Regions from separate parts of the Mus musculus genome. Here region 2 is linked to region 1. The links are chromatin contacts, found by Hi-C or POLR2A ChIA-PET in ENCODE. All regions are on one chromosome and are shown on one strand. The core of a region is the stretch at or near the end of the contact, and the rest is flanking DNA. Distances in the headings are between cores, read along the strand shown.

Region 1 (3,979 bases), core at 435-2,934:
TTTGCCAGGACTATCGAAGTTAAGCAGACCAGATGTGGCGGTGGGAGACTGCCACTTCCGGGAGGGATAAAGCCTGAGGCTCCGCACCTCGCCTCTGCCTTCCAGGGGTTGGGCAAAGCCGCCAGTGGAAAGGACACCCGGGACTTCACAGCGGGTGCGGGGGCTAGGGGCGTGGACACCCGGAGGGCAGCGCTGACACCTGGCGGCGACCCAGGACCCGGCCCACGTCAAGGACCAGCGCTGCGGGGCGGTTCCCAGGGAAGGGTTACAGGGGCCGAGAACAAAGCGCCCCCGTTGGGGAAGGCGGGCTAGCGGACGGCGGCTGGGGCGGGAGAGCACTTTCTGGGGTACCCTCGACCAAGCTCTTTGTCGGCCAAGCCGCTGATTAGAGAGACCGACCCCCACCAAAGGTGGATGGCTGCATCCTACCCAGAAGCTTTCCCCCACCAGTCGCCAGCTCCACGTTCGTCCCTCTTTCCCCGCGGCCCTACTGGGCGGGCCAAGGGACCCGCCTTCCCTACGCGCGGCTTCAGCACAAAGCCGAGTCGGGGGAGGGGAAGAGCCGTACCGGGGTCCACTCGCGGGGAGGGTCCCCCGCGCGGGCCATGCGGAGGAGGCCCTCCGGGGGCAGCACAACTTCAGCGACCCCAAAGTTGGGTTCTTAGGGTCTTCAGCGTTCTGAAGCCAACTTCCCGGAACCTCCCGCTGCCAGCTCGGCCCGGCTCACCTGGGGCAGCCAGAGAAAAACCGAAGGTCCCTGAGCCACCCTCTTGTGTCCCACAAACAGCCTTAATCCCGTCCCTCCCGCCACCCCGAACGTCAGCTTCCCCCTGTTCCCGCGCCGGCTCTGCTGTGCCCAAACTTGCCCCGGTGCAAAGGGCCGAGCGCCCGGACTCCGCGGCGCTGGGGGTGCAGCCTGCAGTCTGGTTTGAATTAGGGTCTATGGAAAAGGCGTTGTGGCCATGGCCACTGCATCCCTCCGGGACACTGGCGGAGGCCAGGCCGCTGAGATGGCCAGCAAGACAGCAACGGGAGAGAGCAACTCCAAGCGGCGCCTAAGGCCGGCGGAGCGCCTAAGGCCGGCGGACTCAGACCCATGTGGAGTCGTTTTACTTAATTGGGAGCGGGGAACCAATGGAGGTTCCACTCTGCAGGACGCCCGGACCACGAGCTGGGATAGCCTCCTGGCATCCACGGACCGTAGAGGAATTGGGACAGGAGTCCTCATTAAAGGGCTCACCATCCCAGGATCCGCCAGGCAGCGCGGGAAGAAGTCCCCGCTCCCCTCCCCCTCCACGTGCTGCCGCCTGCATGGCATCGGCGAGTGGCGAGTCCCGGCTTCCCGCCGCCTCCCAGCCCTGCCCCGGGCCACACTCACCGGGAGGGCAGGCTGCAGGCGCAGCGCCAGCGCGCAGAGCCAGAGCCAGAGCGCCGCGCGTCTCATGCTGCCCAGACCGGCGGCGGGAGCTCGGTGGGCTTCGTGGATCCGAGTTGCCGGTTGCACGGAGCTCCGGGCCGGCTCTGCTGATTGCTCTGCGCTTTGCTGTCCCAGGCTCCTGCCCAGCTCGCTGCTCTCTCGAGCGAGGGCTGTAGGTTTCGCCGGCTGGAGTCAGCTCCCGACTGCCAGGTCCCTTCCTCTGCGTTAGGCTCTGTCTCCTCTGGCCCGCACCTCTCCCGCGGAGCTCCGCCTTATAATAAACCCAAAGGCTCTGCAGTTGCAAAACTAGCCGCCCACCCCCAGCTCCGCGGGCCTGGGTAGTCCCAATCTCCACCCCTCGGGCCCCGCCCCCTGGGTTGCCCCGCCCCTTGGAGCGCCCCACCCCCCAGGGATCCAGCCACACCCCCTTCCACGCCTCCTAGGATCGAAGCCCACCCCACTCTTCAGCTCTTGCAGGTCTGAGTCCCACCTTCCTCCCCTGAGCACTGGTGAGTGCCGGCAATCTGTAATTCCCGCGTCGCACCTTCCTTGATGCGTAGCTGACGGAGACCCAGGTGCACTCGCTACTATGTCCTGGTCCGGAGTCCGGAGGCACTGCCCTGGAGAAGGGCGATTGTTAGTTCTCTACGTGCGAGGCTGCAGCGCCCTCTGGGCGAGGACACCCAGGGGTCCTCCAGGTGAGCAAGATTTTGGGGGCAACCTCGGAGCCCCACAGCGATGAGGCTATATATAAACCGAGGGATCGATGTATGGTTCCCACCTCCCCACGGGCTGAGGATAGGGGACCCCTGAGGTCTTGGTCCTTTACTTAATTGCTGGGAACTCCAGACCTTTAAAGACCTTTAAAGACATGAGCACTGTCTGGAAGAGCTGGCTTTGTTATTGTTTTTATTATTATTATTATTATTATTATTATTATTATTTTCTTTTTTGCTGTCTTTCTATTTATAGAAAGCCCCTTCTCTTCCTTGTCCAAGACCAAAGGAAAAAATAAATGGCCTCTTTGTTTCCAGGTGACCGCAGGCCTAACCAGCTGCGGAGCTCCAGTTGAATTCCTGTTCCTTCATGATTCTCTATGGGGCCTGGACCTCACAGTTTCCAACGTCCTTCAGACGTGTCAGTCCAAAAAGGAGCCCAGAGAGCCTACAGGCGAGGCAGATAGCAGCGAGAGCAAGGAGGAAGAACCAGCCCTGTCTTGCCCTCAATCTGTAGATGGTGCCAAAGGCCCTTTGCACCTGCAAGGCAGGGGCCATAGATGGCATCCATCCTTGTTCCTCAGCCCCACATCAGCTGGCCTGGACTGAGAAGCTAGATCTGAGGCTCAGCGTCTCGGGAAGTCCCCAGTGTAGACTCTACACTGTGGAACCAGCCTTCTGGGAATTCAACAGCCTCCTTTACACACACCACACCTCCAGCAGTAGCCCAACAACCAGCACCCAGTTGTGTTTGAACACTTTTGTCCTCAGGAAACTCTCCCTTTTGGCGTCTCAGCTGCCCTAGGTCTAACTATGGGCTACATACAGATCCTGCCCAGTTCTTGCCTAGATCCTTGAGGGTCTTGGTAAAGAATACCCAATAGCAAGGCTCAGGAAGGCTTAGGACCTAAAAAGCAGGTGCCTCCTAACACAGTGGCTTTGGGATCTGAAGTCAGCTCTTCAGTCCTTTGAGCCTGATATTTGGAGGAAAATAGGACACTTTGGTATTTTACCTTCCTGTCCTCTCAAAATGGGGGCGGGAGGGGGGGGGGGAGACGGGAACAGGAAGGGACTGATGAGGCTGTTTCATGTTTTAAACATGACCAGCTTGATCTTTCCTTCCAACTGCATAAGTTTAGCCCAGATCAATGAGACAGTAAAGAGGCAACGAAGACGACTCCTATAGGGAGACCCCAAGAAAGGCACATAAAGAAAGGAGGCTATGGTCCTGTTGACCTCAGAGCCCAGGCACCCTACATGGCTTGTGATTCCTCCCTGTCCTCAATATGCAAGAGGTTGGAGAGATGGCTCAGGGGTTAAGAGCACTGACTATTCTTCCAGAGGATCAGGGTTCAATTCCCAGCACCTGTATGGCGACTTACAGCTGTCTATAACTCCAGTACCAGAGGATACAACATCCTCACACGGACATACATGTAAGTGAAGTACCAATTTACATAAAATAAAATAGAATACTAATTCTAAGAAAGAGAGAGAGAGAGAGAGAGAGAGAGAGAGAGAGAGAGAGCCTTTGTTCCAGCACCCCTTACATCTAAGCTGATGGAGAGTAGGTAGGGAGCTTAGCGTCTGACTGCAGGTCTGCATGCAATTGACATCTGAGCTGGAGCAGACTGTCTGCATAGGTTGACAGTGTCTGTCAAGCTGAAAATGCATTAGCCCTCTCACCCAGGATGACTTCTCCAGGCCATTTGACTTCCCTAATAGGCATGCCGAATGCCTGTCACTGAAGGAAAACCAAAGTAGCTATGAATGGTCCCACATTTGAATTCCATGCAGTATTTCTGAAATGAAGCTAGTTAACTCCTAATATGGAAAGCTTTTTCAA
Region 2 (3,979 bases), core at 689-3,188, 40 kb before region 1:
TTATCTCCTTCCCAGAACTGGACTTCCCAATCACAGGCCGTGGTCATTTGTTTAGGAACAGGAGGATAGACAATGAGTGGGTGGAGAGGCCAGGAGGCTCATGGGAAGCCTTATTTTCAGGCACCAATATCCCAGGAGCCTGTGAATCTCAGAGTGTGTTCTGGGAGCACACGCGGGTGGAGGATGAGAGGGTCACTGTGAACCAGAGTTAGGGCAGGGGCATACCACAGGAAGAATGCCACCACACCAGGGAGTGGGGAGAGCCACGAAGAGGTTGCAGAAGCTCTGTGGGATGACTTTAAGTAGCTTTTCCATTTTCCCATTCTGAAGAGAACCATTGCTGCCCAGCACGTACGCATGTATGCGCACGCACAAACACACACACACACGGGGGTGGGGGGGCATATTTATGCCTACCTGCACACACATGCACATATATGTACACATTCATAGACCTCTAAGAAAGGCATGAAATTTCTCCCCTGAAGCTCCCATTTCAATTATGTGCTGGCTCCTGAGGACAGGGGACCCAGAATCCCCACTGTCCCAAAGACAAGCCATCTGGGTCCCAAGCCTGTCCTTTAAAGCACACCTCTGAATTAGACCAAGGAACTTCTGGATGGCTATAATACTTCCTGAGAGACAAGTGCTCCACTGCTTTGGTTTGCAAAGGGATGTCCTTAAGTGCTATCCAACCATATCTCAGCTAATAGCATCATCCTGGGGGAGCTTGAGGTGAGAGAAAAGATTCCAGGTCTCTCATAATCTCTAGATAATCACTCACCTTCCATTTAACTATGATGAATGAATAATTGTGGGTCTCAGCTGCAGCAGCACTGGGTATCTTGCAGGCCTGTGTTAGGTCCTTCCTGTCTCTTCATGGGCAGGGGGCTGGAGTTCCTTAGGCCCAGGGAGTAAATGAGGCATTCTTAGCTCCTTGTCTTTCTCATGGATTGAGCCTAGAACCCCTCACTCCACCCCCACACAGGCTGAGAGAATGCCCATGAGTGTGGGAAGAATTTAATTGCTGGACAAGTCCAGATTTGCATCTTTGATCTGTAAACCTGGCAATGCTGGGCGATAGTGAGATGAGATTCGAGCACAGACGCACGTAGGGTTAAAATTCACCTTTGTGGCTTATACTAAGTGACCCTGGACAGGAGCTTCAAGCTCACACCTGCCCCATACCTTGGAATCTGAGTGTTCTTATCCAGAGAACTGGGGAGAGCAGTATCCAGTTCACAAGAGGACATTGAAGGGTGCTTAGACAGTGCATACAAACAGGCCAGCCCACACCTGGTGGCCACTCATCTCACTTTGGAGAACTAGCTGTGTACAGTGATGAAAGTTTTAGATTTCATGGGCTTTCTAGTTCTTGGCACAGTAGGCACTTTATGACTGTCCTAACCTTCACAACAGTCCTGAGAGGACAGCAGCATCACCATTAATAGCACCTTTTCATAGCCCAGGAAACCACGGCAGGAGAGACTATTAAGCCTGACTAAGGTCACCTAGTACATGGGAGAGCTGGGATTTAAGATCTTTGGGCATTGCTGTCTGTCCCAGCTATGCCACTAAATTACACTGAGTTTATTGCACCAGAGGAAATTCAAGAGACATGTTCTTGAATCCAATCAGAATTGTTTACCTAAGGTCTACTAAGGAAATAAGAGAAGTCTCAGTTCCACAGCAGTGTCCTCTGTGGGGTCCAGGGGAACAGCCCCACTCAGGCCTGCTGGGTGGGAAAGCTTTGCTGAGGCCTGGCAGGGTCAACCCTGCCCTGTCATGTCTTTCTCTGCAGCCTGCATGCCAGCCAAGGTGTCTGAACAATGATTAACCAGCAGCGGGCAGGCTGGTGCAGGCTGGGACGGAACAGGGGGTGAGCTCACCCTTACACAATGGCTGCCACACCCGCCTGCCTGGCTCCAGGGACTCAATAGAGCAGGGCCAGGAGGCTCCTAGAAGCTGGGCAATCAGTCCCAAGAGGGAGAAAAGACAGTCAGGCTAGGTACGACAACTCCAGTCTTTGCTATGCCAGCACCCCTCTGTAGCCTTTAGACATTCCTGCCAGGCCTCTTGTGCTGTGGTTTCAGCCTAGCTGGAGATGTCCCATAAACAACGTCATCTGACCACTTTCGACACTGCCTCAGCCACAGAGCATCAACCCCAAGACTGAATTGGAACAAGGAGGGGCTGCTGGGTCCCACTCTTCCAATTCAGAACTTTGGCAGGTAGCGAGCTGGACAGTTGACCCCTCTGTTCTCCACCCTCACCCCCAAGCCTTCCCCACGAGTCTCAGCTCAGGTCTGATCACAGGGAAACACAAGTGTGTGCATGTCCCAGGCATATGTACCCCACACCCAGTCCCTGAGGCCCCTTCCCTGGGAGCACTTCAACTCCTGGGGGCTGGACAGAGGTGGTGAACTCACAACTCATATGTGCCAAGTCTGCCTACAGCCTCCTGCCCTCTCCACACCTGCCCACTCCACCTCCCTGGAGGTTGGGCCTTTTCTTGTTTGTTGAACGAATCACTAAGGTCCTAAATGAACTGCACCCATTTCAGGACCAAGCTTCTGTGCTTTGGAAGCTAGGGAGTCTGGTGTTGGGGGTGGGGCTGTGAATGATAGTTTTCTGTGAAGGAGGAAGAGATGGGGATGCTACACAGGGGGCTGCGGGCTTCTTCCTGCTCCATAACCCTTCCTCAATAAGGAGTAAAAGGTACTTCCCACTGGCCTAATGCAGGGTCTAAGATGAGGTAAAAGATCGTATAGGCCTTCTGGGCATTTCCTCCGAGGTCTTCAAAGGCTACTCAACAATTAAAGAGAAGAAGGAAAACAGGCAAGTCAGTCTAAAAAGCTGCGGCGTGTTTTTGTCTCAGATTTATCAGCCCAGCCTTGGGAGCCCCAAGTTCTGGAAAATACTTGGAACACTGTTTGCTGTTTATTTTCCTGCAACCCAGACTTGAGGGACCCAACCTTCTTACTACCTCTCCTCAAAGGATACCCTCCCTCTTCACCTCTGCCTCCTGCATCCTCTTCCTCTTCCATTCAGTGCCTTACTGGGCTGTGCCCTGGGTTGGAGGGAATTGAACATGCCTGCTACCGTGTAAACTAGAAGCCTATGTGAGCCATGGTGGCATAAGTTCTTAAAGGCAACCTAGTCGAAACTTGAGTGTATTTGTTTATTTAATCACATGACCTGCACAGGAAGCTTATGAAGCAGATTACTTTATGACAGGCATTTTAGAGACAGGGGGGAAATGTAGGAACATTTGCCTGAGACATATACAATTAACATATAGCAGACTGCCATCCGATGCTGCAAAGTAGACCACATGCACAAAAGGAAAAAAAAAAAAAGGCAGAGGAGAGTCATTACCTAAACAGCTCTGTCTGGGCTCAAGTGTGACAGGAGTCTGTCACTCAAGGACAGAAACCATATGATCATCTCAGCGGATGCAAGGCTTTTGGCAAGGTTCAGTATCCCTTCATGATAAAGACTTCAGAGAATGCAAGGAATAGATCTCAGCACACAAAAGGCAACGTGGAACATACCTAGAGCCATCAATGCACTGCCTTGAGGTTATTACCCATATTGAAGTGTGGTACTTTTTGGTGATTCAGCTGTTCAGGGGTTATCCACACTCCTATAACTTACACGTTTCTGTACGTTAGCCTGATACACCCATTGGTTCACTATGCTGGAACGGTTTCTTTGGTCTAGCATTTGAGCAGTATACAGGGTAAATAAATGCGACATCTTCAGGAAAAGTGATGCAAGCAGAGGGGTCAGTGAGTTGACCGCTGGCCTTTACTCTCCATTTCAGATGCAGGGGGAGGACTCAGGTGCATGAGCTTGGTTGGGAGTGGCAGGGCATGCTGGAACCTCCAGGAGAGGCTTAGGAAAAGTCTAACCCCAGAGAGGCTGTTATCTAAGTAAAACCGAAGCAGCCAGCCAGTAACATGGATGGGAGATTCTC

Evidence for each region. Hi-C counts contacts between places; a loop is a spot of excess contacts on that map. ChIA-PET counts read pairs that join two places held with the same protein, here RNA polymerase II (POLR2A).
Region 2: a map of heart shows a loop between it and region 1 (2.1-fold over the local background). The contact joins the enhancer-like site here to the promoter of Sdc1 in region 1. A Hi-C loop is called at or near these places in 4 of 37 maps with a recorded cell type or tissue (CH12.LX, Patski, T-helper 2 cell and 1 more). POLR2A ChIA-PET finds 5 or more read pairs at or near these places in 2 of 5 experiments (Patski and embryonic stem cell).

Annotation. Positions count from the first base shown.
Region 1 is chr12:8,769,101-8,773,079 of GRCm38, reverse strand. It overlaps Sdc1 (syndecan 1), which reads right to left and starts at 1,684. Exons shown (of 5, transcript NM_011519.2): 1 at 1,379-1,684. The coding sequence starts at 1,444. It overlaps Gm4755 (a long non-coding RNA gene), which reads left to right and starts at 1,809. Exons shown (of 3, transcript XR_381238.4): 1 at 1,809-2,115; 2 at 2,452-3,569.
Region 2 is chr12:8,809,655-8,813,633 of GRCm38, reverse strand. No RefSeq gene overlaps it. Among named protein-coding and RNA genes, the nearest start is that of Gm33418, 20 kb to the left of the region's middle. Within about 2 kb of position 1,938, at least 1 of the 3 ENCODE cell types and tissues checked has a DNase peak (open chromatin) inside an H3K27ac peak, as active enhancers do; it is heart, where a contact is called at or near this core.